Linked DNA regions of Homo sapiens: region 1 is linked to region 2. Evidence: chromatin loops called from intact Hi-C (ENCODE). Cell type or tissue: endothelial cell of umbilical vein. All regions are shown on one strand. Each heading gives the region's core, and the rest is flanking DNA. Links, peaks and the distances in the headings are about the cores only.

Region 1 (2,821 bases), core at 226-2,725, 1.0 Mb after region 2:
TGGGCCTGGGGTGGGATGAACTAAAAAACCAGAGCCTCAAGGTGGCTTGGGTAAAGTGCCTACTGGAATTTACACTTTCTCACAAGCATCAGAGAGATGTTAGGACACAAAAAACTCTTTTGTGCTGCAGAAGATTTTGCAATCTTTGGGTGCCAGGAAAGGTTTCAGTTTCCTTAGCTGTAAAATAGAGATCAAAGCCCCCTTGCTTGCTTCACTGGATCATGTGGAGAACAAAATATAAGCATGAAAGTGAAAACACCTCGCACATCTAGGGAGAGCTTGCAGTATTGCTATGAAAAGTGGTAGCATAAATTAACAGCATGAAGCATTTATGTATCATTTCTCCAACAACCCACTTTTCAGCAATGATTTCCTCACATTTGCATTTTGGTGCTGTTTTGTTGTTTAGATACGAATTAATGCTAAATGTTAAACTCTACTGGGTTCTCTCATTCAAATTGGAGTAACACAGGGAAGGCAATTCTTGTATTCATGGTCTTCTGTTTTCAGGGGGCCGTGGTCTCCTGCAAAGTGCTAAAGCCTCTCTCAAGTATGATGAAACAGCGCCACCGTGTGGTCTCGAGGCTTACCATCATTCACTCATTTGCCTTTGGATTTTTACGGAGCATTGGTCAATAAACATCAGAATATGTGTAAATGCATATTGAAATAATGGAAATTGAGGTAAATTTGGTGGAATCCTCCCATAGCTGTATTTGTGAGCACTTATTAGAGAAAGTATCCATTCATCATTGGCATGGACATGCTTGAATAAGGTTTGTGAGTGACAACAAGCTTAATATTGTCCAAAAGTCTATCTTGGCGATGGTGGTAACTAAAAAATGCATTTTTCCAGAATATCTCCCTCCATTCTCTGATGAAAGAGTCTATATAATGTGTGTATTTCATGAAATGCATTTTATTGTATGCGGAGGGGGAGAGAGAGGTATATAAGGCAACATATATTTAACAGAAAATAAGAATGAAAAATTGTAAAAGTCTTCTTGGCTAGGGCCACTCATTTATCCTGAAGTTAATCAAGCAACCAAGACCAAAGCACTTTGGGGAGCGGCGTGGTAACTATGCATTGGACTGTTACTAAATAGATGAGCCTTTGCCAGGAAATATTTGTTAGGGATAATAGCACAGCAAGGAATGGTTCTCTTCTTTTTAAAATGGCTTATGAATGACAATAACAATAATAACTTACTGTGTTTATTTAGCCAGGCACTGTCTGAAGCACTTTGCCTGCATTGTTCCGTATATTAATTGGAGAGGAGTTCAGTAATGGCCATTTTAAAAATATAATCTAATTTTAAAAAATGCTAGCCAATGTAAGCAGACACACATTCGAGATAAGAGCTAAGCCAGTGTCATTGGCGCTAGACTCAATAGCTCTGAATGCGCTGGGTGGTTGATTCCCTCTGGTGGCCATTCTGGGAATTTACAGATGTAATGCAAATGTCACACAGTACTATAATAATCACAAGCACTGGGATACATATTGGTGAATGCAGTCCTGTCCAGGGAACATGAAGCCACTGGGATGTGACTGTTAGAGTATGACCATCTTTGTTCTTATTACGTTCCTGCTGTAGATGAAAGAGAGAGTAAGTGAATGATCCACTGATGTGCTAGGATTCAATATGGAATGTGGACAGGAGCATACAAAATGATGGGCGTTAATAAGGGGCTAACATGCCACTCTCTGTTTTCCCCTTCAGCTCTGAAATCAAATGGGAGAAAACATTGAAAATGTTAAATAACCGAATGGGTAAGTAAATTGTGTTGTATCCACTGGATCCATTTGAAATAGAAAGCTTCTTTTTATAATATACATTACATCAATGCTCAAGCATTTGTATGTATCTATACATAGAAAAGATCTAGAAGGATAGTTACCAAGTTGCTAACAATCGTAACCTCTGGGGATTAAGGTGAGGACAGGGCAAGAGGATGAAGACTTTTGTCTTTTACTTTATCATTCATTTATTAACACAAACTTGTATTTCTTTTATAATGAAACAATCAAAGTAAACAAATTATAAGAACCAAATATATGCCCCTCTGAAATGTAACATGCCCTGAAAATGTGATAAGTGGGTTAGGGAAATGTTGTAATTCATCTTACGTTTTAGAACTTCACAATATATAGCTTTAAATATTAGCAATCATAGAGCCCCTCTAAAACAGAGTACTCTAAAAGTTTTAGTAGAATTTGTATTAATTCCCTGATATTTTTCTTGCTTTTGAACTTATGAAATGGAGGAGCTTACTTGACCACAGATCTAAAATATTTTCGTTACTTGCTGAGGAGTGTGTGAGCCACCAGTTAAGGCAAGAAATTTGGAATTCTGCTTCCAAGTTCCAATTTAGCTATTCCTTTATTTGTTGATCTTATTTAAAAAAATGTCTTTTCCTGCAAAGCCAATCCAAAAAGGCACATAGTGTTTTGTACACCACAATTATTAAAAATCACTCTGATTCCATGTATGTATATTAGAACTTTGAATCAAAACATTTAAGGTGGTTTTGGAAATCTATATCTAATGTTTAAAATAACATGATATAAAATAGACATTGGTTTTGGGGTGCGGGATAAGGAAAAGGGAGGAAAGGAAAGTGTAGGGACATGAAATGGGGCCAGACGTGAGATGAGTCCACAACATACACTAATGAAAATGAAGTTCTGCAAAACTTTTGGTAAGGGTGAATCATAGATTTGGTTTGCAGTTTACTAGCAATTCAAAGAAACAGGGTAAGCTCCAGGAGTCGCAGGCCCACAAGGCATAGATGAGTCGATTGTTAAGGAGGAACAACA
Region 2 (2,821 bases), core at 10-2,509:
ACTTACCACCAGAGCATAGAAAAGCATGCAAGGAAGACCAGATGGGCTTAGCATTGGGAAGACAGAGGGCAAGGAGGTGATAGATGGATATAGAAGCATTTCTCTGCAGGATACCAGTTCAGGCCCCACCATTCCTGCCAAGGCCATTACATCCCACAAACCCAAATACAAAGCAGCTGACTTCCCTGGATCTTCCCCCCACTCCTCACACCTCACATGTCCCAGGAGCTGCCTTCATTCAGGCGGGTAGCTGCACTGGGCATGGGGTGGTGGTGGGAGCTTACCGCCACCTATTCAAGCTCTCAGCTACTCCTGAAACGGGCAGAGATGATGAACAGAAGTGTATGTAAATACAGCAGCTAGTGGGAGAGCACCAGTTGGGCCTAATCCTGCCTCATCATTCTTGGCAGGAATCTGCAAATGGAAACATTGTGAGTATCAGCAATCTGGGAAGTGACAGGGTTAATAACTCCTTCCCAGAAGCTGTATCATGAGATTTTGAGGGGACCGAGCCCTGTTACATGGATGTGAACAGTGAGGATCAGAGGTTTTATCAGAACACATTCTTTTTTTCTACCAACTCTCCAGAGCGTGAGTATAGGAGTGCCATGAGCTTTTTAGTCAGCAGTTTTGTAAACTCTGTATATAAAATCATTAACCACACATTGTGGGTGATGGGAAGACGATTTCAGCTGACAGAGTTAATGGCAACCAATAATGGTGGCCTGTAGCTGCTAAGAGCTTCACGCAGGTTTGGCCTGGGCTTTCACTGTTGGTGAATTTAGAGTGTCCTTTTAGGTGGGGCGGCTATTCTAAAAGTGTCTTTCTATCACTGTTAAGGGGGGGGGAAAGTGAGGTTCGAGGATGACGTAGGTAACTCTCCCCTCCCAAGTCCATGTTCCAAGTGGCTATGTAAAGCAAGATGATACAGAAAGCTGCTCTAAAATCTCACTGAGTGATTTCACCTTCGCCTACTATGAAATGTCTCATCAGACCTGACATGTCTGAGATAACCAAGGTGATTCAGGATTTGATCAAAAGAAGTCTAGTAAGAATTAATTACACAGAAGCCTCCTTTCATTTCTATGGGCCAAACAAAGGCCATGGATAACCCTACCCGCTTTATGTCATTACCCATTGGGAAACACAATGGCTACTTCTGTTAGGGTACATTGACCTTGGTCAAGCATCTTAAAGAAGGCAACCCTAATTGAGAGCTGTCTTGGCTAATACTCTGCACCACAATTGTGATGTCCTAGTCCTACCACTAGAGGGCATGGTACAGCCTGGCAAAAGTTAAAAGGGGTGTGGCAGCTCCCATCAGGTCTGGAGGTGGTCTATAAGCACAGTTGACAGTTGTGCATTGGGATGGGTGGAGAAAGACGACAAGAGAGCAGAGAATCTGCTGATGTGGCTGCGCTTACTTTTAGTGACTTTATGTACTTATATTAACAGCTGGAAATAGGTTGTTGGGTTTTGAGCAGGCTGTTATAGTGAGGAATGTTCATTTTTAAATGTTCCTAACAGATTTTGCTTTTGAAAAATGCTTGTTACATGAATAATTTGTGGACCAGGGATTGCTTTTCTGAAGGCAGTATAGGGAACATGAATATTCAAGATGAAATACAAAAATTATGTTTAAGGGTCATAGTGTATAAGTAGCTTCCTAGGAAACCCTTTGTGTATCTTTTCAGACTGGGGTGGGGGCTGAGCATGCTTGTGCAGAAAGAAGCCATAGCCAGAAAGGACAGAATCTCTCCCCCACTCCCTTGCCCCATAACCAAACATAAGCTAGCTAGTCTTGTCTAATAGATGGGATTTACTATAGGTGAAGATAGCCCTCATATTCAAGGACAGAAGCTCTGGCAGGAGTAAATTAGCAAAGCAGAAATAGTACCCTTTCATTCTTGGAGGTGCTTTGAAATTTTAGGTAGAATATAATCGAAATTATGGAGGTTCCTTAGTGCTCAATAATATAAGACCTGGTGTTATTAGAACGAGTCTTTCTTATAAACTAACAGAGCAGGTATATGCCTGTTAGACCTTAGCTGTGGGGTTCCTTTACTATTGGGTGAATCATTAGGTATAAAAAATAATCATCAACCAGGCAAATTACTTTGCTTCCTAGCTGATGTCATCCCACATTGGTACAGGTGTTATTCAGTACTGGGTGGTTCAGCAGGGAAGCCGGGTGGGACCAGTGTGTCTGTCATGAAACCACTAACTGCATTCCTGACTGAAGAGCCATCTGTCATTTATTGGGGAAGGTCTTCAGTTGAGCTCTCAGCCTTAGGAAGGAAGCACGTGGAGGAGGGACGGAGGAGGTTCCCTTGCTGGGCATGCTTCGTAGAGGGCCAGGAGCAGCAGGTCATGTGCACATGCCGTTGCAGCACAAGCTTATGCTTCCCGTAGCCGTGGCTTTTCATTCTGCACAGTCCCAGGTCCCAGCTCCCCTCTTATGGTTTCTGTCATAATGTGCTTTATCTGATTGACTCCAAACATCCCGAAATGTCACCTGCAGATTTCTCGTGGGAACCAATATGTACATGTTTGCAATTATGCTGTGAGAATTTAAATGTGTTAGATGGAAAATGCTATTGGCAGGGAATAATAATAAAAAAAAAAGAAAATCATTCTGTTTCCTGCAGTGGGAACTGGCCATGTAGTCTTAACAGTCTTTTGTACAAATATCTACAAAGCAGATAATATCCCTATCCAGTGCTTGCCCTTGGAATTGTCTCTAAATGCATCAAGCATACAATAAAAAAAACTGAAATTAACATCCAGTGGAGTGGCCTCTTCTGTTTTGTGTCTCGTGAAT

The links. A loop is a pair of places that touch in the nucleus more often than their neighbours do. Peaks named below come from ENCODE experiments on the same cell type or tissue, not always from the same donor. Only the 100,000 strongest peaks of a DNase experiment are listed, where the experiment ranks them.
Region 1: it touches region 2 in a loop (17-fold over the local background); 7 of 110 quality-filtered maps call a loop at or near these places.

The regions. Positions count from the first base shown.
Region 1 is chr7:28,920,564-28,923,384 of GRCh38, reverse strand. No RefSeq gene overlaps it. Among named protein-coding and RNA genes, the nearest start is that of TRIL, 36 kb to the left of the region's middle. In endothelial cell of umbilical vein, for the core only: CTCF peaks have their summits at 383, 583 (motif pointing left) and 1,448 (motif pointing left); DNase peaks (open chromatin) are centred at 564 and 1,414.
Region 2 is chr7:29,920,068-29,922,888 of GRCh38, reverse strand. It overlaps SCRN1 (secernin 1), which reads left to right. Exons shown (of 8, transcript NM_014766.5): 8 at 1-2,780. Among named protein-coding and RNA genes, the nearest start is that of FKBP14-AS1, 67 kb to the left of the region's middle. In endothelial cell of umbilical vein, for the core only: a CTCF peak has its summit at 1,270 (motif pointing right); a DNase peak (open chromatin) is centred at 1,278.